3 separate regions of the Homo sapiens genome follow, and all the other regions are linked to region 1. The links are chromatin loops, found by intact Hi-C in ENCODE. Cell type or tissue: heart left ventricle. All regions are shown on one strand. Links, peaks and the distances in the headings refer to the core of each region. The heading gives the core; the rest is flanking DNA.

The links. Hi-C counts contacts between places; a loop is a spot of excess contacts. Peaks named below come from ENCODE experiments on the same cell type or tissue, not always from the same donor. Only the 100,000 strongest peaks of a DNase experiment are listed, where the experiment ranks them.
Region 2: it touches region 1 in a loop (2.7-fold over the local background); 13 of 110 quality-filtered maps call a loop at or near these places.
Region 3: it touches region 1 in a loop (2.1-fold over the local background); 5 of 110 quality-filtered maps call a loop at or near these places.

The regions. Positions count from the first base shown.
Region 1 is chr1:109,786,288-109,796,718 of GRCh38, reverse strand. No RefSeq gene overlaps it. Among named protein-coding and RNA genes, the nearest start is that of EPS8L3, 28 kb to the right of the region's middle. RefSeq lists enhancers at 5,500-5,559, 8,105-8,988, 8,989-9,872. In heart left ventricle, for the core only: CTCF peaks have their summits at 4,505 and 5,683; DNase peaks (open chromatin) are centred at 4,408, 5,738 and 8,348; H3K27ac peaks cover 1,009 bases.
Region 2 is chr1:109,891,135-109,901,565 of GRCh38, reverse strand. All of the region lies in intron 4 of LINC01768 (long intergenic non-protein coding RNA 1768), which reads right to left. Among named protein-coding and RNA genes, the nearest start is that of CSF1, 14 kb to the left of the region's middle. In heart left ventricle, for the core only: no CTCF peak of the experiment used is centred there; a DNase peak (open chromatin) is centred at 5,365; H3K27ac peaks cover 801 bases.
Region 3 is chr1:109,837,451-109,847,881 of GRCh38, reverse strand. All of the region lies in intron 4 of LINC01768 (long intergenic non-protein coding RNA 1768), which reads right to left. Among named protein-coding and RNA genes, the nearest start is that of LINC01768, 15 kb to the right of the region's middle. In heart left ventricle, for the core only: no CTCF peak of the experiment used is centred there; no DNase peak of the experiment used is centred there.

The DNA.
Region 1 (10,431 bases), core at 3,492-8,491:
AGCTGATGTCTAGTCTATGAGTAAATTATGATGTCATGGCCAGAGGAAACCGAGATGTGGCCAAATACAAAGGGAGCTCAGAACATAGAAAAGGGATTAGCTTTGCTAGTAGGTGCCTTTGAGCATGTCATCTTCCACGTCTTTGTCTAGAATGTGAAAATAATCATGGCTCTGTCTATGACACAGGACTCTTTTAAGTATAAGGATGATGGCTGCATTCATTCACCTAAAAAAACTTGTTGAGTAGAGCCTACAATCTACAATAAATAAGATTGGCCGGGCGCAGTGGCTCATGCCTGTAATCCCAGCCCTTTGGGAGGCCAAGGTGGATGGATCACTTGAGGTCAGGAGTTCGAAATCAGCCTGGCCAACATGGCAAAACCCTGTCTCTACTAAAAATATAAAAATTAGCCAGGCGTGGTGGTGCATGCTTTTAGTCCCAGCTACTCAGGAGGCTGAGGGATGAGAACCTGGGAGGCAGAGGTTGCAGTGAGCCGAGATCGCGCCACTGCACTCCAACCCAGGTAACAGTGCGAGACGCCGTCTCAAAAAAAAAAAAAAAAAAAAAAAAAATACAATAAATAAGGTTAATACATAAAGTATATAGTGTATTCATGAAAAGTGCCAAGGAGAAAAAATTAAGTGGTGGTGGCTAGAAGGAAGAGTAAATTCTTAGGTACAATGTTCAAGGTATATACTCACTAGCAGGTTGGATCTAGGTTCTGTGGAAACTGAGGTTTATACAATGAGGGGATGCGAGATGCTCCTTTATAAAAAGAAGATAAAAATATCTTACCTTTGCAAATTTTACAAAGATATGTGACCATCTGAATAGATTTCTGGGGCCTTGGAAGAGGCCCCTGTGAGTGCAGGGACCCAAAGCACAAAACTGCATATTTCTCCGGGTGTCCACCTCCGCTCAGGAGTAATGGAGCAGCAGGGCAGGGCAGAGGATGGGCTGTGGGTATCACAATAAGAACCTGTTTCCAGGCCGGGCACTGTGGCTCATGCCTGTAATCCCAGCACTTTGGGAGGCCGAGGTGGGCAGATCACGAGGTCAGGAGATCGAGACAATCCTGGCTAACACGGTGAAACCCCGTCTCTACTAAAAATCCAAAAAAAATTAGCCGGGCGTGGTGGCGGGCGCTTGTAGTCCCAGCTACTCGGGAGGCTGAGGCAGGAGAATGGCGTGAACCCGGGAGGCACAGCTTGCAGTGAGCCGAGATCGCGCCACTGCACTCTAACCTGGGCGACAGAGTGAGACTCCTTCTCAAAAAAAAATAAAAAATAAAAAATAAACCTGTTTTCTGTGACTTAGAGCAAATCATCCAACCACTCTGACCCTCAATTTCCTGATCTGTAAACAGGGACAACAGTATCACATCTTTACAAGGTTTTAAGAAGTAAATAGCAGTGTGTATGTGCTCAGCTCATAGTAAAAAGTGGTAGCTATGTTTAAAACTTTTAATTCCTACTAAATACAGATGGCAAACTACAGTCTCAATCTCTGGGAGGGACCAGAGAGAACTCAAATAAAAAGGGAATTGCAAACTGAGAGCAGGCAGGCAGGCCCCAGGCTGCCTGTGAGTGCTGGGCTCAGTGGCGCCAGATGTATACACTGTTTGCGTGGCCTCTGACATGTTGAATGGGTCTGTGGCAATGACCCTCACATGCTCCACTCTGGAACAGAATCTTATGGAGACCAAACATCCAGGAAAGACCCAGCTGTCCCCATAGGCGTGGGCGTTTGCATGGAAAGAGCAGAAAGAGCAGAGGCTGTGAGCTCGGGAGGACCTGGATCAGAATCCTGCCTCTGCCAGCCTGTGAGCACCTGTGAGCGCAGCCAGTGACTCCCCGGTCTGAGCGGCTGCCTCCTCATCTGCAGCCTGGCAAGACAGTCCTAACACTGCTGCACAGGGGGCTGTGAGGATACAATGAGGTGAAGTGCCAGGCATACACAGAGTGAGGTAAATCCTCCTTCCTTTCTTCCTCTTCCCCATCAGGCACTCCAGGGTCTGCAGCCGAAAGACCAAGCTGTGACGCCTGGGGCACTCGGTGACTCTGGAAGTTCTCCTTGGGCCCTGGGTGTGTGGCTGCCTTGGCAAATGCTCACTGGCAGATAACAAAGCCAGTTTGACCCGCAGTGGGTGCCCATGACGTTCAATGACCTCAAACAATTAAACCCATAATCAGAGAGTGCTTGGACTTGGCTGCTGTGGGTTTGCCTACCCACGAGTCACAATCATCTTGCTGGGCTTATACGTCGGCCGTTAGCCCTCAAAGTCCTGTTGCTAAGAGATTATGAACCAAATGATGTTTCCAAAAAACAACCACTACAGGATGTTCCAGGAGAGAGCCATAATAACAGCCTAAACGGAACGGACCTGCTGTTATTGATAAAACCTTATAGAGTTGAGGATTGGGTAACTGAGGTAGCCTCGCCATACACATCCTATGTAAATTACTGGTTTGCAAAGGTTTTGAATATAATAAAATGGACTCAGCGATACAACTGTAATGGATGTAGTCTAATGTCTTCATAATTCCAAAGGTTCTTTAGTCAACCAAGATGTATTTGTTGGTGGTGCATATTACGACCATCTCAGCTACATTTAGTTGCAGGCAGTGACTAAGTCTAACATAGCTGTAACCACCCCCGTTTGGCAGAGTGCCTGTTTGCAATAATTAAGTGATTTAACATAGCCATTCACACCCACCTCCATTATTGCTTTGTTGCTGAGGCAACAGGAACCAGTCAACTAACAGAAGCCAGGTTAGAGCAGGACAGAAGGAAGTCAGCAAACCGGCACTTGCCAAAAAATGGCTGTTATCTGGCACCTAGAGTCGTTTTGCCCATGGGATTTTCCTGGGAAGATGCAGCCATTCTGTTCTGTGTCTTCACCAAAGGCTGCTGGGTCATCCCCAGATGATCTCTATCAGGCAGATAGATTAGTGCAAAGTAGCTGTTCCATAATCTGTTATGAAAGGAAATCCTGATCTCTGCTGGCCTCTCTCCAGACCTGGGAGCCTAGTAGTGTGATACCAGCCCCCGACACTCCCTTCCTGCCCCCTGTCCCTGATCTCCTCCCCTCTCAACCCTCGCCACCCACCACTGCTTTCCGTCTGCTTAGGCCCCCTGGCTGCAGCGGACTTAGGGTCTACATTTGATCTCCCTGGGGCAGGTCACGGAGAGAAAATTTTTGTATTCTTCTCTCCCATTTTATAGGTGAGGGAACCAAGGTCCAGGGAGACAAAGCTAAGCGTCAAAGTCACACAGCTAGTAAGTCAGGAGACAGGCTCATGTCTTCTAGCCCCAAATCTCAGGATCTTCACTGCTCACCAGACCCAAGCCCCCTATGATAGTTGCGCAGGAAACTGCTGGATGTTGCAACGCCTCCTAGAAAGGGTCAGCGTTTCCATGGGCTGACCCTGGTGACCCTCAGTCACTGCGTGGCACCCAGGGGAGGGGACAGAGCCACAGGAACTCTACCCTTTTTCCTTCCTCCAAGGGGTAGAGGATCAAGCAGAGCATTTAAGATCCCAGCCTTGGAAATGTATTCTGCCACAACCAGAGTGAACTTGGACAAGCTACTTACCTTCCTGCAAGGCAGTTTCCTCTGCAGAAAATGAGGGTAATACTGGTACCTATCCACCTGATAAGGCTGCCCTGGGGAACACCTGGGATTAAACAGGTAACAGCGGTCAGCAGGATGTGTGGGAAACAACGCTAGCAGCTGCACCCCGACTCTCACAAGATCCACATTTTCACCACGACCATCATCATCCACTTCTGCTCAGGACCTGAGGTGCAAGTGGGGCGGGAGCCTGTGTCCTGAGGGGCCTCTGGTGACAAGGAGACAGATTTCCCAGGATTCCTGAGATCTTTAATCCTTGGGAAGCTGGGCTGGAAGAAGCAGCTTTATGGGTTCCGTGCCCATCTAAACACATGTGCTTCCAGTTGGCTCTCCTGGGCTGGAATTCCCCAGGCCCCCGCCCAGGCCAGCTCCCGCCACTGCCCCATGCACCCCTCACTCCATGCTGACTCCCTTGGCAGGCCCGGGGGTCCTCGAAGGCTGGCTGCCTCCCCTCGCCAGTTATCAATTCCAGCCTCGGGGCGCCTCCCAATTCCGTCTGAAAGTTTCTGGAGGGGGCCAGGTCTTGCCACTCTGAGAGTCTTAAAACCCCAGCCCAGAGAACGGCTTCTAAAGGAGGCCTGGGAGAGTGGGAGTGGGGGATGAGGTGTAGGAGGGTGGAGATGAAGCTGAGGTGGAGGGGTCATTAATTCAGCAGCTCTGCCACTTGGTACCAGCCCCCAGGGCAGCGGCTCCAGTTGTCCTGTGGGGCCAGGACGCTGTTTCTGCTGAGTCATCCTTTCTTGCCCAGAGGGATCCTGGCCCCAAGCCACATTCCTAGTGGGGTCTGAGTGCTGCAGAGTAGGAAGCTTCCTTTCTCACCAGCCCCCAGCGCTCCAGCCATGCAAACAGGCTGGTCTCTCAGCAGCCTCTGCCGGCAGCGAACATGCTTCTCCGTTTGTCTGCATTCCCCCAGCCCCCCAGCCCACCTGGATCCCAAGTTCTGGGAGCTAAAAACACTCCCCAGGGAGGTACAGGAGGCGAGGCTGGCCCTAACAGGAGGGGGCCAAAGGGAGATTAAGGAACGATTTTAAATTTCTGCCTTCCTACAAGGGGCCCTCCCGCTGTAGGGGTCCAATAGCCCCACTGAAAAGGGCTGAATCTCAGCCCAAAGGCAGAGGCAGCAACCCCAACCTCTCTGTGTTGTGTGAAATGTCAGCGTCCCCAGACAAGCAAGGTAGCCACACCTGCGGAGCTCATGTATCAGGAACAGGCTAAGAACACCTACTATGTGCTAAGCACTGCTCTGGGCGCTGGCCTTGCAGCAGTGAGCAGGGCAGATGCGGCCCAGTCCCTGGCGTTTCTCCCAACCTTTCCAGTCCCACCACCGCTGCCTCCACTGGTGGTCTCCTCCCAGACTGCCCAGGTCCAAATCTTGGCTCCCCACTTCTAGCGATGGGATCTTGAGCAAGTTACTTTACCCCTCTGTGCCTCCATTGCCTCATCTGTAAAATGGGGTGAAGTAATGCCTACCTCATGGGAACGATGAGAGAGGTAAATGAGTTATTATGTGTAAAATGCTTAGAACAGTTTCTGGCACAGAGCTCAATTCTTTCCTGTGTGTTCTGAACTCTGTGCCTGGGCTCAGCCCTCTCTCCTCCTGGAATGCCCTGCCCCTCTTCTGGAACCCATAAGTCCAGCCTCTTCGCTGAGTTTCCAGGTGAGAAGACCAATTAGGGGCAGGCCCACAGTCAGCCCACAGCCTTACTAGGGCCACCAATACTGGCCGAGTGTTTTCCTGTTGCCAAGGGTTTTAAACAGCCCTGTGAGGTAGATAGGGGAGGGAATTCGGTGAGGGAAAGACACCCGCCTGAGGTTGCAGAACCAGCGAGTGTTGGATCTGAGAGTGGAACTTGGATCTTCTGACTGGAAGTAGCACTGCCTCTGTCCCACCTGGTGGCGTTGGTCCTAAGAAACCTTCAGATATCCTGAGGCTATCACCAGGGCCTCTGAAGCTAACCCAAGGCTCGGCACCCAGAAAATGGGGCCTTCCTAGCCCTTCAGAGGCCCTGGAGTCAGTTGAGCTTGTCTCAGAGCCAGCTGGGGTCCACGAAGGCCTCAAGACAGGGGGCGCTGGCTAGCAGAGCCCTGAGGAGGGCCCTGCAGGAAGAGCTCAGCGGAAACTCTGAGCAATGCTGGCAGCCACAGGCCTCTGGGCTTCCTGCACCCTCCACACAGGCTGCCCTGTCAACATCAATGTCAATGCGTTTGTGAAACCCTGCCGGGCAGGCAGTGGGAACTCAAGGGGCCCCAAGGGTTCATAGGCTGTGGTCACCCTGTTCCTTTGCAGCCCAGGAGAAGGTGGCTTTCTAAAGACTGCTGTCCACAGTGTAATGGGATGCAGCTGCTGCCGAAGACAGTTACCTGAAGGAGGCCCCACGGTCTCCTTAGGCCTTGGGCCTCCAGATCCCATGGCTTCTCCCTGCAGGTCCATATCTTCTGGGGTCCCCACAGATTCAGAGAACCCCCAGACAGAGCAATAGAGTGGACCTTGTGGTCGAAGGACTTTGGAGTGAAAGACATGTGGGTTATAAGCCCAATCCACAGCTTTGCTATCTGTGTGACTTTGGGAAAGTTAGTTAACCTCTCTGTAGAGAGCCTCAGTTTTCTCATCTGTAAAATGGTGACAGAAAGTACCTACCTTGTCCTGAAGATTAAATAAAACAATGTAAATGGGAGACCTGGCATACCATAAGCTTTTGATAAATAGGAACTGATGTTTTTGTGACCACTGAGTGATAGCAGATATTGGAGGTACAAATACTATTGCATTTCTTCGATTTGTATAATTTCAATTAAAACCATCCAGACCTAATTTACTATACTTGAAAGAAAAACATACCTTCCTCTGGAATCTTCCTCTCCTTTCAAATTGCCCAAGAACCTCCAGGTCTCATGTACTCAAAAAGTGGAGGGGGAGGTAGAGGCTCCAACTTCTGCACCTTGGCCAGGAGAACCAGGACGCTGACCCGTTCCCACTGAGGTGGCACCTGTGGATAACTGCTCCCACGTGGTCAGAAGGCTGAGTGTCCTGTGCCAACCAGAGCACCACACAGGCCACATGCATCTTCTGGGGGCTGACTTCAAGGATGGCAGAGGATGGCTGACAGTTTGCTGGGGCTTCAGGTCCACCCCTTGCGGTCAGAGTCTGAGTCCCTTTTCCTTCCCCAGGATCCACACTGGGGTTGGGGCTCCTTCTTTACAGACCCCAAAACACAAATGGCCTCCTTACTCCTGTGTCTGAAAGTCCCCAGAAAGCTGCTCCCCTTCGCCACCCCCAGACCCACCCTCCATAGTAAACCCCAGTGCTGAGTCACCTGAAGACTACCAAGGTAACTCTTGCACAGAACAGAGGGAAAAAATGGTCTATATGGGGCTTCCTGCCGTATTTTTTTTCTTCTCAGTAACTAGGCAGCAGGGAGAAGCCAAAGTGAAGCCAGCATCCAGCGGTGGAGCCTTTGCCTTTTCTCTTTATGCTCCAGGTGCACCAGAGGTGAGCAGGGGACGGGAGGGTTTCATTTCTGTAGCCCCAGGCGTCAGGCTTCAGAGCCTGAGCTCTCAGCCAGGATATCTCTACAGCTCAGTAAATGCTTGCTGACTGACTGAGAGCAAAATGATCTCTCTGAGGGGGTGGGATCAGGCAGAGATGCTGGGATGGGCAGAGAAGAGGAAGTAGACCAGGGAAACGGCCAGGGGTGAGGCAGATAGGTCTGCAGATGGGCTGGGAGCAGCCTTGTAGGAGCAGAGGAAAGAGAGTACTGTTCTAGGGTGGCCTGAGAGTAAGGGGTAGTGAGGGAAGTGGCCACTAGGGTTGCTGCAGGACACCAGAGGCATCTCTGGGAAACCTGTGGAGCCTGCTGAATGCCTCCAGGTGCATGGTGGGGGCCGGGGAGCAGAGGCCTCATGGACGTAGCAGCCCCAAAAGGGCAGGTGCATGGGGGGTGGTTCCCAGGGGTGTTCAAAGGCAAAAATTAAAATGGTAACTCCCTCTGCGAAGAGACCCCTGGGCATGGTCCAAACTGATTCAACAGCAAGCATACTGCCCTTGACAATGTCCAGAGCCCAGGCCACCACCTAGAGGCCGCACCAGCACTCTCTGGGCCCATGTTGCTGCCCTATGCCAAGACGCAGGTCCCTGGAGGCACGAGCAGCCTGGAGCTGACCTGGGCTTCCTCAGGTGCAACAGGCACATGGAGTGTCTGAGAGGCACAGGAGCAACAGCCAGTGCCCCCTGCAGAGGACCACTGGGGTCACAGACTTCAGACCTGATGACCTGGGCTCAGATCCCAGCTCTGCACCTACCAGCCGTGTGACAAGGTGTCCTCTCTGAGCCTCAGTCACACACTGCCTTAACGGTTGGGCCTCATGGAGCTGTTTGTGAAGGTTAAATGGGAAGACATAAAGCACTTAGCCCAGAGCCAAGGACATGCTGAATAGGATAATGGTGGCCTCCTTTGGCGCTGTGCTGGTGCAGGTGTGCCGAGGAACTGGGCAGGGGTGACAGATACCTCTTCTAACCTAGTTCCTTTCCAAGAACCTAATTGGTGTCTCTCCCTCCCCCAGGCAATTGGAAGGAGGAGGCTGGGCCCCAGCCCCAGAATACGGGAGGTTTCTCACCGTGGTAGGGAAATTGCTGGGTTGGGGGTGTGGGCAACCACAGTGATCGTCTCTCTGCAGGACGGATGCGGCTTTGCTGACAGAGAGTCTGCGGCCTGGACATGCCAGCGGTGCAGGTCTGAGGTCAGCACTGGGGAGCCGGGCTGGGCCCCACCAGGGCGAGACATCTGCTTTCAATCAGCTGCCCTTCTGCCCGAGAAGGGGGTGAGGGCTGAGACCTCCCCCAAGCCCAACTTCTCATCACACAGAATGGACACTGAGGGCAAAGGAGGCAGGAGAAGCTCTAGAGACCCAGGTCAAAGAGATAGAGGTTTATTTTTGTTAAGCCACTTAAACTAAATCCTTCAATAGCTCTCTTTTGCAAGGCCATGCCCAGTCCGGCCAGTCAGCCCCCAGCCTCCCCCCGCGCCGCCCCAGCTCATGCTGCCTTGTCGCAAGCCTCTGGCTTGTCCGCCACTCGAGGGCTTTGCACTCACGCCCTGGGGGCCCCTGCCCTGCCCTGTGCAGGCTGACTTGTCATCCTTCAGCTGAAATCCCACTTACTCAGGAAAGGCTGTGGACGCATTTCTCCAACCCTGTTGACAATCTTGTTGAACACAGTTTGCTTTGTACCTATGTGTTCATCTGCATGGCTACTGAATGTCTGCCCCCCACCCCACTCTAGACTGTAAGCCCCATGCGGGCAGGAGCTAAGGCTGTCTTCCTCAGGACAATATCCCTAAAATTCAGAGCAGGGCCTGCCACAGAGTATGCGCTCAATAAATACTTGCCGAATGAATGAATGACTCATGCCTCTAAATATTTATAGCAGTTTCCTTCTGTAATCTTCAATGGTTTGAGTTCCACCAGATCCCTGCAGGATAATCAGTGCTTACGCCCATTTGACAGGCCCAGGTGAGTTAATGACCCTGGCTCCCAATCCATCCTGACTCACAGTATCAGGCTACCTTTGTCTAGGAGGAGGAGGAGGGACAAACTGGGAGAAGAGAGGCACGTGCCACAGAACCGGAGACCAGAGAGAGGGCTGGGTGAGAGACCAGCAAAGGGTGGGGGCACTGCCGGGGAGCCACATGCCAGCAGCCAGGCCCATCACACCCCATGTCAGCCTGTGTGGAATCACTCCCCATCCTGGAGAAAGTCCAGGAAGATGCCCACTGGGGATGTGCCCCAGCGACCACCCCCTATCCCTGCCAGTTCTCACATCCTTCTCCTGAAATGGCCATGCACTAAGCGGGCTTGCAGTCAACCACCCCAGGGTCAAACCAACGTGCTGCCTCTGACAGCTAAGCAATCTCAGACAGTTTAGTCAACTTTCTGAGCTTCAGTCTCCTCAAATGTGAAATAGTACCATAATAGAGCTGGCCTTAATGAGCAGTGGTGAAGCACCCATGAGCCCATGAAAGTTAAGCACACAGCAGGAAGAACTGGGTCTCTATGTTTCCACGGCCGCCATTGGCTCATGGGGACCATCCGTTGGGTATTGAGTGGTCTTGCTCTTGGCGGTAGACAGGGCTTATTCCCCTCCACCTGGGAGTGTCTTGAGGACAAGGACCTTTGTATCCCCCAGGGCTCCCAGGCCAGCCCAGACCCAGGTTGGGCTCTCAGCTAGATGCACGAACACATGAGTGTTTGTTTGGATCCAGAGTAAAAGCTCTGTGAATTTCCTGCTGATGTCAAGAGCAGGAGAGCTGGGGGGAGGAGATCTCTTCTGCCACACCCAGGCACTGAAGGATGGGTGTGCAGAGGGCAGAGCTGGGAGGAGCAATAAACGCCAGAGAAGAAGAGGACAGAGCATGACTGGAGCGGGCGCAAAACCCAGAAAAAAGGCTGTGTTGGAGTTCAGGAGGCCCTGCAGAGAGCAGATTTGGCCTGGGACCAAGAAGTGTAGCCTCAGAGCCTGGGAAGAAAGGACAGGAGGCCTGGGAAGGCATGGCAGAATTAGCCCAGACCTTGATCTGTGGGTTGGAAAGAGGCTGGGTGTCCCTTAATAGCACCTGCTTAGCACAGTGCCTGGCACACAGCACATGCTCAGTAAACATTTGTTAAATGAATGAATGAAGAATGAGGTTTTTCCATAACTTCTGTACTAGTCTCTCCACCTCTGTCCACTCTAGCTGTCTGTACAGGCTTCCTCAGAACGCCACCACAGGAAGCAAACTCTAACCCACCCACTCCCACTTGG
Region 2 (10,431 bases), core at 2,288-7,287, 110 kb before region 1:
CTTCGTGTTGGTCCCCACCTTCTGCTTCCATCTTGTTTTCCATTATGCACCCCTACACCTGACAAAAATTCAATAGCCATGCCCTGGATAAATCTTTATTGAATGTTTTCTGTGTGCCTGGCTTAAGGTTACGTGCTGGGATTTCCAAAGTAGAAGACAGTCTACTGTCAGTGAGCTCACAGTCCAGTGGGCTGTAGGGGTGGGGCTGGAAGCAGGCAGTGACAGCACCCCATAGTTAGTGCTATCGGGGAGGAAGCCCAGGTTGCTCTGGGAGCCTTAAGGAGAAAGTCCAGGGTCAGGCTCAGTTTTCAGGGATGATGACAGGTGAGCCAAGACAAGGACAGAAGGGAGGGGCAGGGAAGGGGATCCCAGGCAGAGGGAGCAGCAAAGGCAAAGTGGGGAGGGGAGTCTGGCTTGGTGTGGTGAGTGTGAGTGGCAGAGGGTTGGAGGGGAAGAAGTCTGGCAAGGCTGGCAGAGGCAAAGCCACAGAAGGTGTCACTATGCCTCCATCCCCACCTGTGGAAATAAACCCCCTCAAGGCCCTCTCGGCTGCTCTCTTCACCAACGAGAGTTCTGTTTCCCTGACCCACATGGTCTCATCTTCCTCAGAATCTCAGTGGCACTTTACATCCCTCTCCTAACCCTTTTCCCTGTGCCAGCTTATTTGCAGCTTCCGTCTGTGCCTGCCCTACACACCTGTACCTGCCTAGAGTAGGGACATGGAGTTTCAATACCCTGCACAAATACTGAGTGAGGATCTAGGTCTTGGTACCGGAGCACAGTGGAGAGTGAGACAGGCGAATTGAAATACCTCAGTCCCCACCCAAATGACCCTGTCCCTCTTTCAGGCTCCCCAGTGAATCATCTGGAGATTGCTCCATAAGCAAGGAATCTATTCAAGAGGAGGACCATCATGTCATGCCCCTTATTGTGTGACTTTTGGCAAACTGTAGAACCTCTCTGATGGGGATAGAAGTAACTCCTCCCTCAGGGCCTTGTCATGAGCAAATGTGATGGCAAATGTGAAGTCTTGGTAAACTTTAGAGCAGCCTCCAAAGTCCAGAAGATTAGGAGTAGGGAAGCCTTTCCACTGCTCCTCACCAGCATACACTTTCCAGGACATGCCTCCACGGCGGAGCGTCTCAGACCAGGCCTCTGCACCAGGATGGGGCTGACCTGTTCAGCGCTCACTACACCTTCCAGCAGCTTGTCCCATCCTCCCATCCTCCTCGACACCTGCCCCCTTTTTTTTTTTTCATTTCTTATAAGTAAGAAGAAGCTTCTAGCACTTCTAGGCGGCCTCATGAGTAAAGCTGTGATTTTCAAGGCTGCAATTTTTCTTCTGATTCTAGAGGATTTACTTCTTGTCGTGTGTGTGTGTGTGTGTGTGTGTGTGTGTGTGTGTGTGTTTTAACCTCTGAGTTGGACTGCATCCAAATTTCAACATCAGAAGAATGGGAAGTTCTTGAACATGTTTAAACTGTGAAGCCCATAGAAGCCAGATCATTCTTTTGTGGAACTACAAAAAAAAAATTTCTTTTTTTTGAGATGGAGTTTCGCATGCAGTGGCACGATCTCAGCTCACTGCAACCTCCGCCTCTTGGGTTCAAGCAATTCTCCTGCCTCAGCCTCCTGAATTGCTGGGACTACAGGCTTTAGCCACCACGCCCAGCTAATTTTTGTACCTTTAGTAGAGATGGGGTTTCACAATGTTGGCCAGGCTGGTCTTGAACTCCTGACCTCAGGTGATCCACCTGCCTCGGACTCCCAAAGCGCTGGGTTTACAGGCATGAGCCACCTCACCCGTCATCTTTTTAAATAACAGTGTATTCAACCTTAAATTAACCTAAATTGTGTTAAATCAGAGACTACTGGATCCTTGTTCTTGCTATGGTTTTAACACATCCCCCAAAAGTTCATGTGTTGGAAACTTAATCCCCAATATGACCATGCTGGGAGGTGGGGCCTACTAAAAAGTGATTGGGCCATGATGGGAAGTCCTCATGGATGGATTAATGTTATCATGAAAGTGTGCTGTTATCCATTGAGTCTGGCCCCTGATGCTTCTCTCTCTGTGTCTCACATGCTTGCTTGCCCTTCTACTCTGTTATAACGCAGCAAGAAGGCCCTCACCAGATGCCATGCAGATGCTGGGGCCATGCCCTTGGACTTCCCTGCTTCCAGAACTGGGGAAATAAATTTATTTTCTTTATAAATTACCCAGTCTCGAGTATTCTGTTATAGCAGCAGAAAACAGACTAAGACAATTCTCATGTAGACAACTCATAGCAGGGGTCAAAGTTTAAGGAAAATGTTGAGACCTCAAGTCCTAAGTGGGGAATATTCTACACTCAATCTTCAGATTGGGAAGGTTGGGGGTGTTTATGTATGTTTATGGGTAGGACTCCGGCTCTAGGAAACAGAATTTGAGAGCTCTGGGTCCCAGAATCAGGCCAAGCCTCAAAAACAATAGCCCTGGGTCATCAGGGCTCTGCTGGACTTCCAGCTCTCCTTCCTGCTGTGCTGCTCCCATGATGACGTTGGCCAGCCTATCCCTCCCACCCCACCCACCACCTCCTGATCATTCTTAGAAAGGGAATGAAGCAGGTAACATTCTTAGAAAGGGAATGATTAGTAACATGGGCTGGAGCAAGACTGCCTGGATTCAACTCCAGCCTCTGTACTTACTAGCTATGCAACCTTGGACAAGCCTTCTGTGCCTCTGTGCTTCAGTTGCCTTATCTGTAAAATGGAGATAGTAACAGCACTGACCTTAATTGTACTGATGAGGATTAACTGAGTTACTACAGGGGTCTACAGATCTTTTCTGTAAAGGGCCAGATAGTAAATATTTTTAGAATCTGCCATTATTCATCCCATGTCTGACAAAAATCGGATAGCCATCCACGGGATAAATCTTTTTTTTTTTTAAGACAAAGTCTTGATCTCTTGCTCTGTCACCCAGGCTGGAGCATAGTGGCACGATCTTGGCTCACTGCAACCTCCGCCTCCCAGGTTCAAGTGATTCTCCCACCTCAGCCTCCCAGGTAGCTGGGACTACAGGCGCCCACCATCATGCCCGGCTAATTTTTGTATTTTTAGTAGAGATGGGGTTTCACCATTTTGGCCAGGCTGGTCTTGAACTCCTGACCTCAAGTGATCCACCCAACTCGACCTCCCAAAATGCTGGGATTACAGGTGTGAGCCACTGTGCCCGGCTGATAAATCTTTACTTAATATTTACTATGTGCCTGGCTCAAGGTTAAGTGCTGGGATTTCCAAAGTAGAAGATAGTCTACTGTCAATGAGCTCACAGTCCAGCAGAGCTGGAAGGGGTGAGTGAGCCTGGTAAGCAGCCAGTGATGGCATCCCATAGTTAGTGCTGCGGAGAAAGAAGCCCAGGTTGCTCTGGGAGCCTCCAAGAGAAGGTCCAGGATCAGGTGCAGCTTTCAGGCCGATGACAGGTGAGCCAAGGAAAAGAGAGAAGGGTGGGGCAGGGAAGGGGGTCCCAGGCAGAGGGAGCAGCAAAAGCAAAGTGGAGAGGGGAGACTGGCTCGGTGTGGTAAGTGTGAGTGGCAGAGTGTTGGAGGGGTAAGGAAAAGCTTCTAGCACTTCTAGGAGGCCTCAGGCTCTGTCACAACTACTCCACTCTGCCATTGTATCATGAAAGCGGCCATAGACAATATGTACATGATAGGCATGTGTTCCAATAAAATGTATTTATAAAAACAAGCAGGGAGCTGGATTTGCCCAGAGGCCTATAGCTCACTGGCCCATGAGTTAATATGTGAAATAAGTACTTGTCATGTAGTAACACTCAACCAATGTTAGCAATTATTATTCATCATGAATCAACTAAATATTTGAGCACCTACTCTGTGCCAGGCCCTGTTCTGAGTGCTGGGGATATAGCCATGAACAACACAGACAAGGTTCCTGCTCTCGGGGAGCTTCCATTCTAGATGGCAGAGACAAAAATAAACAAGGAAACGAGAGAAAATACCAGTTCGTGGTAAGTGCTGTCTTAAAACTAAAGCAGGGACTGTGATAGTGATGTCAGGGTGGAATACGTCACTGCGGTGGCCAGCAAAGGCCTCTTGGAGGATGTAACGTTTAAGCCAAGACTAGCATGATGAGAAGGAGCCAGCTCTGTGGCAACTGCAAGAACAGAAATCCAGGCAGGAAAAAGCAGCTCAGGCTCTTGCTTCTGCTTTTGCCCTTAGCCCAGCTGCAAACCAGAGGCAAGGGTCTGCAATGCTGGGAGGGCCAGGAGGGGAGGGGGACAGCAAAGAGAGGACAGAAAGGAACATCTCTTTGGATCTTGCAACTCTGGGTGCTGCAGAGGCTGTGGGAGGGGGTGTTTCTCCTCATCCTCTTGATCCTTAGCCCATCTCCCAGGATACAATCCTTTTCTTAACATCCCGGCCCTCAACCCAACACCCCTCTCTCCTTTCTCCTCCATTCCCCTCACCGATTGGCTGAAAGCCCTCAGCCTAGGCATGGCAACATCTCTGCTTCGCACATCTGTCTCTGAGTCCCAGGCTTGCTTGAGCCAGTTTACCCATTACTTAAAGCCGGTGGTGCCACCCAGCTGGTGAGTAGGACGATCTGTAGCTGCTTCCTCCTGTACAACGGGTGTTTGGAATTCCATACACAGAGAAAGAGGTGGGTTTCACTGGAGCCACTCCCGGACACAGGTTTGCTTCCGTTGTTCTCCAGTTCAATGTTTCCTAAGCTCTTTTCCGATTGAGAAAGCTTCTCTGTGCATGTAGTTTCTGGCCCCTGCAGATGCTGCAAGCCCCCTCTCTTTCCCGCTCTCCACCCACAATGTGCAGCCTTCTCTTATTAGTTGAACATTCTGGCTCACACAGAATTCTAGAGGATGGCCTAGCCTAGGAACCAGACTACACAGGTGATGTTGCTCCTCTACAGAGAACAAATCCTCAACTCCAACAGCTTCTGGAGCTGGAGCCAGCCTGCTGAGGTTCCTACCACGTTGGTTTCTCACTTGCAGCTTCTACACCTGAGGGACATGTTTCCTGACCTGGTCCCAGCCTCTAGTTATGCCCTTCTGGGTAGCGCTCTGTCCCTCCTTCAATTCTCACTTCCTTTAGACACCTTCCCAGACTGTGTCCCCAACTCGGATGCCCCCTGGTTCCAGCATGTCCCTCAGGATGCGAGCCTCAGCCCTGGTTCCAGGATCTCCCTCCGGATGCGAGCCTCAGAACCAGCTCTGACTGGTGTGTCCTTCTCACCCCAACGTGCCAGGCATAGGGGTCTGAAATGGCACCTCCTCTCTCTGTGTCCCTCACATCTCGGCTGGCTGTGAGAGGGTTTCCAGGGCTACCAGACTCACCAGCGACTGGTGCTGTCAGGCTGGCTGTCATGTGGCATGGTGGATCCCACAGGCGGGTGGGCAGCATGGGGTGGGGTCGGTGTGTCCTCCAGCCCATTTGGGAGGCCTCCACCGCCCCAACTCTTTGTTGTGCCGCGTTGCTATTTTGGTACCCAGGAAGCTGGCCGGAAAAGGGAAAGTCTGACCCCTCTTCCTGTCAACAATGACTTTCTGCTTAGAGCTGACCCTTCTGGGGTGAGTCACCAGGAAGGGCAATCTGCCTCTGCCGAGGGGAGGAGGAACACCAGGAGGGGAGGCTCACTGTCCAGGGTCACCGAGGCTTGTGGCTAGACCAGGGTCTTCCTGCTGAAGAAGGGGCTCAGAATAGTCTGCCTGCTGACCCCCAAAAGTGGAGGTGGCCTCCAAATCCCTCCCCTAACTCCTCCCTGTCCTGCAGTTTCACCTGCAGGTCACACCAGATTGATGTCCTTAAACACAGCTGTGACCATGTCACATCTTGATTATAATCTTCAGAGGCTCTTTGTTGCCTCCAGAATGAAGTCCAAATGCCCTCACTTGGCCCCAACCTCCTCTTCGACCTCCTCACCCCCTGCTCCTTCATGCCTTCTGCTCCACCAGGCTGGCCTCTTTTGCTCCTGCATGTGACACAGCACACACAGCCGTCTCCACACTTCTGCCTTCGCCATGCCCTTCTCCATCATCCCCCTCCTTGGAATGCCTTTTCCTTTCCAGATGCACCATTCCCATTTCCAATCCCACATCACCCTTCCATCTATCCAAAAAATATTTAATGAGCACCTTCTGTGTGCCGAGTCCAGTGCTATGAGCTGAAGTTTCCACCTCCAATGAGCTAGACAAGCACTCATGGGCCTGTCAGGCTTGCAGAAGGTACAGAGACATACTCAGGCACTTGCAATGTAGCACCTGGGAGGGACACCTCACCCACCTCGAGATCACAGAAGGTGGCTGGTGGAGGTCACACCCCTGCTGATTTCCTGGGGAGTGAGTAGGAGGTAGGTGGGTAAGGGAATAAGGGCTGGAAGCTGGCAGCAAAAATGTGTGGACCAGAGGAACCAGAAAGTAGGAAGACCTCAGTCAAGAGTCAGTGCATTCTAGGAACTGAAAGCTGGTCATAAAATTTGGAGTAGAAGGTGTGAGGTGGGTGGTGAGAAGAGGCGGGGAGTGGCCCAGTGGTCCCTCACAGTTTGGTCTTTATCGTAAGAGCCAGGAGAAGCCAGTGAATGGTTTATAGCAGAGGTTCACAGTGTGCAAATTTGCATCTTGGAAAGTCCAGAGTGACTGGAGTGGGGACCACAGATTGGAGGAGGGTGAGCTGCAGGTGGGGAGACTTTACATGGGAACGGTTTATACAGTCTGGGCCAAGGTCATGGTGGCGTGAGTCGTGTTCCCCCTTAGCCTCCAGCCACATTCGCCTTCTTTACATCTCATTTCCCACCTGGGGCCATTGCACTTGCTCTTTCCTCTGCCTGAAACACTGTGTCCCCTGACACTCACATGGCTTGTGCATCCAAATAATCCAAGTTTCTGTCTAGAGTGGACCCTGACCGCCATCACTCTCAATGTGCTTCCCTTGCTTTAATTTTCATCTTGGCATTTATCACTCCCCGACTGATATGTTGTAGGTTGTGCATGTGTTTCTCTATCTCCATCACTAGAATGAGACCTCCCTCAGGGGAGGGGTTTAGTCTGCCTGCTTTGCCTTCACTTTGGAGGTACCTGAGGCATGCCCAGTGTGGACATCTAGTAGACACTGGTGATGGGATGCAACCGGGAGCATCTGACTCACCAGGAAGCACCATAGCTGCACTTGTGGCAGGGAACGGGATGGTGGGGGTGACAGCAGAACTTCAGTCAGAGTGGGAAGAGAAGGGGCCTGGAAGAGAACCCGAGGTCTGCAACACCTCTGCCTCAGGTAGAGGAGAGGAACCCTCAGAGGAGGAAAGAAGGGATGGTCAGAGAGTGGACCTTATACAAGTGCTGCGCTTTGTGCCTCAGATGGGTGCTTTAGGTTGTGTGGTGCAGCACCGAGGTACCAGGGAGTGGAGATTCCTGACAGGAGGAGCGGACCAAGAACATTGCAAGCCTCAGAGAGCTGGAGGCTGCCAAAGCCCCCTGGGGTAGGCCACTGCAGCTTCCAGAGTGTGCAGACAGACTCCAGGCACAGTGGGGAGGAAAAGAGGAGTTTGGCTGAGGAGAGATGGAAGACGGGGAGCGCTGTGGTGAATAATGACCACAGCCTCTTTAACTGCTCTGCTGGCCCCGCTTTGCCAGCAAATTCTCCATGCAGAGTAATATTTTAAAAGCATAAATCAGATCATGTCACTCCCTTGTTCAAAACCATTACTTAGAATAAAATGCAAACTCCCTAAAGTGACAAACAAGGCCCTAGGGGACCTGGCCTTACCTTGTCCTCTGACTTCTTCTCCCCGGAACTGTGTCCTGCTCACTCCACTACTACCCCTCGACTCCTTGCTGGTCCCTAAGCAAGCTGCTCCCTGCCTCAGAGCACTGGCTGGTGCTGCTCACTCTTCCTGGAAGGCCCTCCTGGATATTGTCACCTGGCCCTCCCCTTCACCACATTCAAGCCTCTGTTCAAATGTCACCTCCTCAGAGAGGCTCTTGCTGAGCATCCTAAGATAGAACTCTCCACCCTTTGTCACTTTTCCTTATTTTTTGCGTGGAAGGCAATTATATTTATTATGTATTACATGTTTGTGTATTTGCTGGCTTCCTTCTTGTTCATCTTCCCCACTAAAGTGTGAGCTCCAGGAGGACAGGGGTTTTGTCTGCTTTGTTCACTCTACATTCTTAGCCCACAGAACAGCCCACAGAACAGCACATAGCACACACTGAGCACACAATAAATGTGCTGAATGGATGTTCGACTAATGAACAACAATCTCTAAAGCGAATTCGCAAGGAGTCTGACATGCAATGGCTCAGCACAACAGCTTTGCAAAGGGGCATCCCCATTTTACAGAGGAGCAAGCCTGGACTTGGAGTAGCTGAGTAACTTGGCCACAGGCAGAGCCCGAGCTTACTGGATTGTAGGCCGTGACCACAGACCAGCTCTTCTTACCCAACTGGGGGACCCTTTCAGAGAGGAACAATCTAGGCCCTCCCTCCACCTTCTCCTAGTTTCAGTAGGGAGATGAGAAGACAATGTGGGGAATAAAGAAGTCCAGCGAGGAGCGCTGGGAGGAGAGGAGGAGGAGGAGCCCCAAGGAGCCGGCTGCTGGAGGAGAGGGCGTCTGTCTTGGCTCCTTGCCGAGGCCTGAGGAGAGAGGCTGTCCTTTGAGTAAGAATTACATGCCCTACATCCCAAGCTAAAGGGCACCTTGGATCCCAAAGCCCACTTCTACCTTCAGGGGATGAGCAGAGATTTGCCTCAGGATGGGAGGGCCCTTCCTAAGGAAGCCCTGACCCTCTGGAAACTTCTCCCTCTCCACCTCCCCACCACCCACTGCAAGCTGCTGGGAATTCCCCACTTCCTGGTAGGAACTATAGAGCCCCAGGGGGAGTTTCCTCAGCCCTGGAATTCAGGACACTTTCCTGCTTTTATGATACTGTCTTCACCCTCTGCATACCAACCCCTCCCCAATACAAATTGGTGGCAAGTAGGTGGAGGAAGGAGGGTCCACTGGAGAACCCCCCCTTACCACCCAGCCCAGGAGCAAACAATTTCTCCCCAGGGCTCAGAAGCTGCCTGTGAGCTTCTTGTTTGGGGCTCACACTGAGTTCCCCCTGTCCTTTATTTGAGATGAGTGACTCGTGACACCACAACTGCTGAATCTACAGCCTCCAAAACCATGCTGGGGTCCAATCTCTAGCCCGGGCAGGAGGCATTCTGCTGGTGCATCTCAGTGTGCCCCCACGCTGTCCCGGTAAGTCACTCCAGCCTGGTCCCTGGAGTTCTTGGCCCTGTCTCTGCTTGCTGGAAGTGCCCCTTCCCTGTCCGTTTCCTGGCAGCGTGTAGGAAAGAATGATGGACAACAGGCCAAAGCTGGGAGGTCTTGTTCGGTCAGCCAGCCTCAGGGAGCCCAGCTGGGATGAGCATCAGCTTGCTGGCATCTGGGGTCTAGACAGCAGTCACATGAGTTGTGTGCACTTGTCTAGTCTGAGACACATCCCAGGCCAACTGTTTGCTCATGTGTCCCCAGAGCACCTGCTACTTCCGGGAAGCTCTCTTGTAACTCATTTCAGAAAACACCCAATCTGCCAAGGCTTCGCTACAAGGCACTGGAAGAGAGAAGAATAAAAGAATGGAGAAGACAGAGCTCCTGCCTTCCAGGAGTCTAGAGGCCCATCCTAACAATCATCACTGTGGTTTAAGATGTGCCAGCCTCTGGAATGAGGTGTGGGGACTCAGCGATAAGTAAAACATTTCTCTGAACTTCAGAAATTTAGATTGTAGCTGGGGAGAGAGACATATAAACTGGTAATTCTACTACATGGTGGAATTACCTGAAAAGCCAGGCAGCTCCTCCCTCCAGCCTCAGCTGAGATGTCATCTTCCCACAGGAAGTCTTCCCTGACCCTCGTCTGGGTAGACGTCCTTCAAGCATCACAGCATATACCACTAAGCTGTGCCATTGCCTGGCAGCCTAGCAGAAACTCCCATTCCCCCATCACCAAAACATGAACACTCTGAAGGCAGGGACTGGCCTTCTGTCTTTGTGTCCTCAGCGTCTCACACAACTAAACATATTTATAGATAAGTGTTACATGAACGATTTCTAAACAGTTGACTGCAATACAAGGCTGACAATATATGCTAAATAGAGATTTGACAACATGCTGGCTTTGTTGTAGAGAAAGGGCTGATTAATTTTGAACTATGAGGATAAAAAAGGCACCAAAGAGAAGGTGTGATTGCGGCTAAGCCCTATGGGATGCACAGGCTCTTGCCAGCCAGAGAAACAGGAGGAGAGCATGAGTCAGGAAAGTACATGCTTTGTTACAGCTAACATACAAAAGCCCACAGGGACTGGCGCATAGGACATGGAGGGAGGAGATGTAGGTGGTCAGGCGAGGAGGAGTCTTGGTATCGTGCT
Region 3 (10,431 bases), core at 1-5,000, 55 kb before region 1:
TTGAAATCAGATTCAACAAAATTCCATCAACTAGGAAGAGAGGGATCAATATCCAATCCCTCCCTCTTTCCAACTCAAGACTATGGGAACCTCTGTGATGAGCTGATGTGGTCCCTGCTGAGGACCACTGGTGGGAAAGGCCACCAAGAACCACCAAGGGAGAAACTTACCAGAGGGGAAGGGGATTGAGAAGAGGTAATTTGACTGTTACCTCCTGACCCAGATGCTCTGACAGGGTGGGCGCGTGTGTGGGAGTCCAAGTGTGGAGCTTTCTTGGCTGAGCATGTCACTGGTGCATGGGAATTTTCTTCCTCAACAAATCACCAAGGCTTGAGCATGGGTCTGAATTGTCAGTGCCATTGGAGCAGCGAGCTGGGTGAGGCTGCCTGTGGTCAATGATCACTGTCATCAAAGGATTTGAGTTCCTGGCACTGCTCTGTCACTCACTGGCCACCTGACTTGGCTCAGATTCCCAGCCATGAATTGGGGACATTATAATTTCCCTCTCACCAGAATCCTTTAGAGGCCTAAAGGCTACAATGAGAGGATACTGCCGGGGGTTGTGGGGGCGGTGTCAGAACCCTGGCATTGTGAAGTGGTAGACTCGCGGGTTGGTAAAAAGAACTTACCAGCAACAGGATATGTTTGAAAAAGGAAAGTTTATTAGAAAAAACACTGCAGAAGGGTGCAGCAGGACACCTCAGGGAGAGGACTGAACTTGCCATGGTAGATTTTTCCTTAGGGGTACTTATGGACCTTCAGGCAGGAGCTTGAGGGTAATTTGAACCATACTAGCCAGCCACATAAGTCATGATACATGATTACATTTGTAGAATTTTGGTGCCTTAGGTTGCACAATGAGTTTTGGCATGGCATTCCAGAGATTTATAAGAATTCTAGTTATGGGCCAGTCTCGGTGGCTCACACCTGCAATCCCAGCACTTTGGGAGGCCGAGGCAGGTGAACCACGAGGTCAGGAGTTCAAGACCAGCCTGGCCAACATGGTGAAACCTCGTCTCTACTAAAAATACAAAAATTAGCTGGGCATAATGGCACGTGCCTGTAGTCCCAGCTGCTCAGGAGGCTGAGGCAGGAGAATCGCTTGAACTGGGACCTGGCAGGCAGGGGCTGCAGTAAGCTGAGATTGCGCCATTGCACTCCAGCCTGGGCCACAGAGCGAGACTCCATCTCAAAAAATAAATAAATAAATAAATAGATAAATAAATAAATTCCAGTTACGTATAAATTTTGTGGGGGAAAGAAATCTGGAACCAGATGTCTGCTCTATATAATAGGAAAGTCTAATTACTTCTAATTTCCCCAGATGAGGAGTTTTGCCTCCGGATGGCCTGTTTGATGGTCACCAGGTGGTCTTTGCTCCCTTCTAAATCCCTCAGATAAGGAGTTTTTGTCTCTGGGGCCTGTTCAATGATCACTGGGTGATTTTTGCTCTCCTCAGATACTTGGGAGTGTGTTTCAGGAACCAGCTCCAGCCAGCTTTTTCCCATCCTTAGATGGGCAATCAAGCATCACCTCCTACTGATTAGCGCTTTGATCTCGGCTGAGAGAAACTGTCAACAAAACCTTAAATCATCAGTCATTTTGCCCTACTTTGAACAGTAGTGTTCTTTGATTTCTTTTTCTCTTTTTACCTAACATTTCTGAGCTTAATTCTGCTATAAGATGGGGGTAACAGAATGTATCTCATTGAGTTACTATAAAAATTAAATGAGGTATTAAGTGTCTACAGAAAGGCAAGGTCTGGTACAGGCTTGGTATGAGAAATCAATTCCTGCTTCATTGTTCCTTGGATCTATAGCTTTAATGAATACGTGAAGAGTAGGTCCTCAGAAATAGTTAATCATAGCTAAAATTTATTGAGCACTCACTTTAGGTCAGCACAGTGTTATATGCCCTTTTTATGTTAACTTGTTTAATCCTTATAACAGACCTATGGGTTGTGTACAAATACAATTTCCATTTTACAGAAAGAAACTAGGAACACAGAGAAGTTAAGTAACTTGCCCAAGATCACACAGCTGGTAAATAGTAGAGCCAGTGCACGAACTCACACATTGCATTCCCAGAGCCCTTGCTCCTAAGTGCTGTACTACACTGCATCGTTACTGAGGCAGAAACACAAAGTCAGTCCCAATTCAGCTTGAAAGTAGCTAATGGTAATGAGATATAGTTTACCTCTAATTTGTGGGAAACTTGGCCAGATGGGGCTTAGTTCCATCTACTTTGCTGTGCCTTTCTAAGTCATGTCAACGATGTGTTTTAGTCTGTTTGTCTCCCTTGATTTCTTTATGCTGCTCACCTCAAGTCGGAGGCAATTTGACCTTTTATGTTTTAATACTGCTAAATGGTCAAGGGCTTGAGGGAAAGGGAGAGAAAGCAACAGGATTAACACAATATTATGTGTCATAAATGGATTGTATCCTGGATCTAGCTAGACATTAAAAAATTAGGTCAGATAGGAACGGGGAAAAAAGGGAGATCCTCTTTTAAGCAACATGATTAGAAACTAATTGCCATCTGTAAGGCACAGTACAAAATAAGGATTTCCCATATCAAAGAAGCTGGGAAATTTTACCCCGTGGCCCCAGATATCAGTAGGAAACAGAAAGAGAAGTCCATCAGTACCAAGGTGGAGGATGCAAGGAATGAGAGACACATAAGCAGCCAGGAAACAGGAGTCACCATGTTAACCCACCATACTGGGTAAAATGGCCCAGAAATACAAGGGAAGGGGAACCCACCCCCCAAGCCAAGGATGTGGGAAGGGCAGGATTCTACTTGGAGGGCTTTTTGCCTAGCTCTTTGTCTAGTGTAGCAGACAGGAAGGATTCCAGTTGTCATAAAAACAGGGGTGAACTATGCTACATTTATGCTCTGAGCACTGACCATGCATCTGACCCCTTGGTGAACGCCAGGATGCACAGATGAACAAAAGATCTTACCTACCTTACTGAAACTCACCATCTCCTGGGGCAGATGGACCAGCAACGGTGTGATTGCCATGCTGTGTAATGGTTGCTTTTATGGACTTGGGGTAAGAGGAGCAAAGAGGAAGTGGGTCCAGGTAGAGATAATATGTCTGAGCTGCAACTTGGAGAATAACAAGGTGTTTTCTAGGTGGATGGCACTGAAGTTTTGTTATTCCTGGCAGAGGAATCATTTGTAAAGACACTGGAATCCCAACTGGTTTGCCATGTTGGGGAAAGTAAGTTGTTGGGTAGGATGGGAGTGGAAGGCCTGTGTGTGAACATGCGATGTAGGAGCAGGAGACTGGGCAGAGTCAGATCAAGGTGTTAGTTTATCCAGAAGGCACCACTCACCTCTGACAGTTGCTGAGGTCACCAAACCTTCCCTGCTGGGGTGCCGTGCCCCCAGGGCAGTACTTTTCAAACTACAAGTCACAACCCATTGGATAATGAAATCAATTTAGTGTCTGAAAACTAGAATTTTTTTATTTTTTATTTTTTAATTAATTAATTTATTTATTTATTATACTTTAAGTTTTAGGGTACATGTGCACAATGTGCAGGTTAGTTACATATGTATACGTGTGCCATGCTGGTGCGCTGCACCCACTAACTCATCATCTAGCATTAGGTATATCTCCCAATGCTATCCCTCCCCCCTCCCCCCACCCCACAACAGTCCCCAGAGTGTGATGTTCCCCTTCCTGTGTCCATGTGTTTTCATTGTTCAATTCCCACCTATGAGTGAGAATATGCGGTGTTTGGTTTTTTGTTCTTGCGACAGTTTACTGAGAATGATGATTTCCAATTTCATCCATGTCCCTACAAAGGACATGAACTCATCATTTTTTATGGCTGCATGGTATTCCAGGGTGTATATGTGCCACATTTTCTTAATCCAGTCTATCATTGTTGGACATTTGGGTTGGTTCCAAGTCTTTCTTATTGTGAATAATGCTGCAATAAACATACGTGTGCATGTGTCTTTATAGCAGCATGATTTATAGTCCTTTGGGTATATACCCAGTAATGGGATGGCTGGGTCAAATGGTATTTCTAGTTCTAGATCCCTGAGGAATCGCCACACTGACTTCCACAATGGTTGAACTAGTTTACAGTCCCACCAACAGTGTAAAAGTGTTCCTATTTCTCCACATCCTCTCCAGCACCTGTTGTTTCCTGACTTTTTAATGATTGCCATTCTAACTGGTGTGAAATGGTATCTCATTGTAGTTTTGATTTGCATTTCTCTGATGGCCAGTGATGGTGAGCATTTTTTCATGTGTTTTTTGGCTGCATAAATGTCTTCTTTTGAGAAGTGTCTGTTCATGTCCTTTGCCCACTTTTTGATGGGGTTGTTTGTTTTTTTCTTGTAAATTTGTTTGAGTTCATTGTAGATTCTGGATATTAGCCCTTTGTCAGATGAGTAGGTTGCGAAAATTTTCTCCCATTTTGTAGGTTGTCTGTTCACTCTGATGGTAGTTTCTTTTGCTGTGCAGAAGCTCTTTAGTTTAATTAGATCCCATTTGTCAATTTTGGCTTTTGTTGCCATTGCTTTTGGTGTTTTAGACATGAAGTCCTTGCCCATGCCTATGTCCTGAATGGTAATGCCTAGGTTTTCTTCTAGGGTTTTTATGGTTTTAGGTCTAATGTTTAAGTCTTTAATCCATCTTGAATTGATTTTTGTATAAGGTGTAAGGAAGGGATCCAGTTTCAGCTTTCTACATATGGTGAGCCAGTTTTCCCAGCACCATTTATTAAATAGGGAATCCTTTCCCCATTGCTTGTTTTTCTCAGGTTTGTCAAAGATCAGATAGTTGTAGATATGCGGTGTTATTTCTGAGGGCTCTGTTCTGTTCCATTGATCTATATCTCTGTTTTGGTACCAGTACCATGCTGTTTTGGTTACTGTAGCCTTGTAGTATAGTTTGAAGTCAGGTAGTGTGATGCCTCCAGCTTTGTTCTTTTGGCTCAGGATTGACTTGGTGATGCGGGCTCTTTTTTGGTTCCATATGAACTTTAAAGTAGTTTTTTCCAATTCTGTGAAGAAAGTCATTGGTAGCTTGATGGGGATGGCACTGAATCTGTAAATTACCTTGGGCAATACGGCCATTTTCACGATATTGATTCTTCCTACCCATGAGCATGGAATGTTCTTCCATTTGTTTGTATCCTCTTTTATTTCCTTGAGCAGTGGTTTGTAGTTCTCCTTGAAGAGGTCCTTCACATCCCTTGTAAGTTGGATTCCTAGGTATTTTATTCTCTTTGAAGCAATTGTGAATGGGAGTTCACTCATGATTTGGCTCTCTGTTTGTCTGTTGTTGGTGTATAAGAATGCTTGTGATTTTTGTACATTGATTTTGTATCCTGAGACTTTGCTGAAGTTGCTTATCAGCTTAAGGAGATTTTGGGCTGAGACAATGGGGTTTTCTAGATATACAATCATGTCGTCTGCAAACAGGGACAATTTGACTTCCTCTTTTCCTAATTGAATACCCTTTATTTCTTTCTCCTGCCTGATTGCCCTGGCCAGAACTTCCAACACTATGTTGAATAGGAGTGGTGAGAGAGGGCATCCCTGTCTTGTGCCATTTTTCAAAGGGAATGCTTTCAGTTTTTGCCCATTCAGTATGATATTGGCTGTGGGTTTGTCATAGATAGCTCTTATTATTTTGAGATACGTCCCATGAATACCTAATTTATTGAGAGTTTTTAGCATGAAGTGTTGTTGAATTTTGTCAAAGGCCTTTTCTGCATCTATTGAGATAATCATGTGTTTTTTGTCTTTGGTTCCGTTTATATGCTGGATTACATTTATTGATTTGCATATATTGAACCAGCCTTGCATCCCAGGGATGAAGCCCACTTGATCATGGTGGATAAGCTTTTTGATGTGCTGCTGGATTCTGTTTGCCAGTATTTTATTGAGGATTTTTGCATCAATGTTCATCAAGGATATTGGTCTAAAATTCTCTTTTTTGGTTGTGTCTCTGCCCGGCTTTGGTATCAGGATGATGCTGGCCTCATAAAATGAGTTAGGGAGGATTCCCTCTTTTTCTATTGATTGGAATAGTTTCAGAAGGAATGGTACCAGTTCCTCCTTGTTAGAATTTTTTTAAAATAGCAAAATAGATTAGAACAATGCCTTTCAAAGGATCAATTATAGAGGATTTACTTTTTTTTTTTTTTTTGAGACAGAGTCTCACTCTGTTGCCCAGGCTGGAATGTAGTGGCATGATCTCTTCTCACTGCAACCTCCGCATCCTGGGTTCAAGTGATTCTCCCACCTCAGCCTCCCAAGTAGCTGGGATTACAGGTGTGTGCCACCACGTCTGGCTAATTTTTGTATTTTTAGTAGAGACAGGGTTTTGCCATGTTGGCCCGGCTGGTTGCGAAGGGATCTGCTTTTTTTTTCAGTTCCAATCTGTCATGAATGGATACTTTTGCAAAATGCAATAAAACAATAAAAATGAATTACTAGGAAAAGGATCATGCTCATAGATATCATACTAATGTCAACTTACTGTAAGTGTCTAAAATGCTCTGTTTTTGTTTTTGTTTTGGTTTTGTTTTTGTTTTTTGAGATGGAGTCTTGCTCTGTCCCCCAGGCTGGAGGGCGGTGGCGCAATCTCGGCTCACTGCAAGCTCTGCCTCCCAGGTTCACTCCATTCTCCTGCCTCAGCCACCTGAGTAGCTGGGACTACAGGCACCCGCCACCAGGCCTGGCTAATTTTTTTGTATTTTTTTAGAAGAGACAGGGTTTCACCATGTTAGCCAGGATGGTCTCGATCTCCTGACCTCATGATCCACCCGCCTTGGCCTCCCAAAGTGCTGGGATTACAGGCGTGAGCCACCGCGCCTGGCCAAATACTCTGTTTTTAACAGCTTTATTGAGATATAATTCACATATAATTCACCCATTTAAAGTGTACAATTCAATGGTGTTTAGTACATTCACAGATCACCACAATCTATCTTAGAACACTTCGATCAATCCTAACAGAAACCTTCTACCCATTAGCAGGTAATACCCATTTCCCTCAGACTCCCATTACCCCAGCCCTAGGCAACCACTAAACTACTTTCTACCTCCATAAATGTGTCTATTCTGGACATTTCAGAAAAATGGAATCATACACCATGTGGTCTTTGGTGACTGGCTTCTTTCTTTAGCATAATGTTTCAAGGTTCATCAGTATGTGTCAGTATTTCATTTCTTTTTATTGCCAAATAATATTCTATTTTGTGGATATACCATATTTTGTTTATCCATCCATCAGTTGATGGACATTTGGGTTGTTTCCACTTTGGGGCTATTATAAATAACGCTGCTATGAGCATTCATGTACAAGCTGTTGGGTATACACCCAGGAATGGAATTGCTGGGTCATACGGAAACTCTATGTTTATCTTGTTGAAGAACTGCCAGACTGTTTTCCACAGCAGCTGCACCACTTCACATTCCCACCAGCAATGCATGAGGTTTCCAATTTCTCCACATCCTCACCAACACTTAAGATTATCTATCTTTTTTATCATAGCCACCCTAATGGGTGTGATGTGGTACTCCATTGTAGTGTTGATTTGCATTTCCCTAATGGCTAATGATGTCGACACTTTTTAATGTGCAAAACACTTTAATTTCTCTGACTTTCTGCACTCATCTCCTCCCTGGCTGGTGATAAGCAAGCAGTTCAGGGACCAAACTTCGAGTAGCACTGGCCTGGAAAATATGAGTGCATCACTTGGAGTGAGGTTAAGTGTTGTTTCTATGGAATTTTTGCTTCACCTAGATACATATGTTTATATATTCAGGACTGCGACATAAAATGTATTTGTATTGCTTACTGTTTGCAAACCCCTAGCCTGAAGATTTCCTGCCATTCATCCTCACCCAAAGTAGAACAGGTCATCCTTGAAGAGGGACATTGTCCTTCTAAACATGCCTATGGCAGAAACCAGTCTATGGCAAAGTGCCACTATCTCAGCCCTGGGAGAATCTGACTGGCAGCTCCAAAATATGAAGTTAATTTAAAAAGCGCTTAAGTCCCAAACCATTTTAATCAATAAAATAGTCTCCTTGTTTTGAACTCGGTAAAACATTTAAAATTTTTTCTTAATATTTTCATTGTGTAACCACCCAAAGTTGCTTTGCCTGCTGCCTAGACAGAGCCGATTCATCAAGACAGGTGAATTGCAATAGAGAAAGAGTAATTCACGCAGAGCCAGCTATGTGGGAGACCAGAGTTTTATTATTACTCAAATCAGTCTCCCTGAGCATTTGGGGAGCAGAGTTTTTAAAGATAACTAAGCCAGTGAGCCAGGAGTGCTGATTGGTCAGAGATGAAATCATAGGGAGTCGGACCTGTCTTCTTGCACTGAGTCAGTTCCTGGGTGGGAGTCACAAGATCAGATGAGCCAGTTTATTGATCTTAGTGGTGCCAGCTGATCCATTAAGTGCAGGGTCTGCAAAATATCTCAAGCTCTGATCTTGGAAGCTATTTAGGGAGGCTCAGAATCTTGTAGCCTCCAGCTGCATGACTCCTAAACCATAATTTCTAATCTTGCAGCTAATGTTAGTCCTACAAAGGCAATCTAGTTCCCATGCAAGAAGGAGGCCTGCTTTGGGAAAGGGCTGTTACCATCTTTGTTTAAACTATAAACTAAGTTTTTTCCCAAAGTTAGTTCAGTCTATGCCCAGCCTACAAGGACAGCTTGGAGGTTAGAAACAAGATGGAGTCAGTATACTTAGATCTCTTTCACTGTCTCAGTCATAATATTGCAAAGGCAGTTTCAATCCTTCCCTTTGGGTTTTATAATGCCCTCGTCTTACGATGTAGGCTATGAAGATGGGAAAAGGTTGTAAATCGCTCTGGCTTCTTCCTGCCAACAGAGGACGTAGTGGAAATGGGAGTGCATCCCAAGGTGAGAAGAGTTGAACTGCTTTGTAACTGTCTGAGTGACTCATGCAGGCCTGGCTGGGCTTTCATGGCAAAAACATTAGTACTCTCAACTATAGTTTTACTACAGTGTTTAAGTGAAACAGCCTATTATAAGGTAAATAATGAGTCCTAGGCTGAGGAGTACAATTCCCAATTTTAAAAACAAAGATTTGAAAGCATTAGTTTGAGGACTTCTAGCCCACAAAGAATTTGGAATTTAGTCTAAACTACAGAAAAAAACCTCAAGAATAGCTAACAACAGTGTACTATAGTTTTTCTTTTGAAGCATAAATTTTCTCTCTCCAGTCTTCATTTTTTTAAAAACAAATCATGATAGAACTGATTCGTTTACAAAATAAACTTTAGTCTTACTGTAATTGGCCTAATTATTTGTAAAAAGTACAGCAAGAATAATTATTTTTCATGTAGACTTTTTTAATTGGCTTTGATAGAACTCTGTTCCATGAAGAATCTCAGATAAGACTTTTTAAAAGCCAAGCCCAGCTGTGGGTTTGTACCGACAAATACCTATGAGTTGGGCAAATTCCTCTCCTCTTGAGGTCCCAAGACAACTTGGGGTTCCTGGGCCTGTTAGAAAGTGAAATTCCTTACTTACCACAGGTCAGGAACCTTGTACGGGGACACTGTGCAGACAAGGTATGAGGTCAGATTCCCCAACAGGCTTTAATTGGCTCTATAAGTCAACTTTGATTCTTTAAAGGAAGCATGCCATTCCATTCAAAACCTTGGTAAAATAATCAGTTTCTCCAACTGTGTTCTGTTACAGAAGAAAATAGCTTCTTATTGCACTTACACAATTAACTATACTGCCATAAATTGAGAATATTCACAAATAATTTCCAAATTCTGGAGAAATCAGGTAGAGAGGAACAAATATGCTCCAAATTTTGTTCTCAGGAGTATATCTTATTCATTTGTTAAAAGTTGCAAATACCTCTAAAGAAATAAGTTCCCTTGACTCTGGAAACAAAATGTTTAGCAATGTTTAACACATTAGCTCTCCATGACAGTCCTAGAAGTTTGGTTTTTTTCTCTATTCCAATAGCACAAATTTTAAAGCCCTATTAAAGCTACAATTGACTAGGAATTTTGATTACTTCTATGGCATACAATTTTACATAACAATATTATTATCAATGTACACTAAATTATATCAACATTGTAGAAGTTTCCCATAATTTTGGAATACATACTAATAATATATTTATACAAATACAGTCCAAAGTGAACCAAACACCCTTCACTCTTCTATTTGAAAGTTTTTCCTCTATTCAAATGTCACAATCTCCAGAGTTATTTATCAGAATCCTGCATTTAAGAGCACCTGTTACATTTTAAAACTGATTATAAAACCATCTTTTAAAGAGGACCAAAACGAGACAGCAATTATCTGTGGATGACAAAAACATTTTAGGGCAGCCACAGTTAAAGACACAATTGACAAGGAAATTTACCTTTGTAGCACACAGTCTGTTAACATA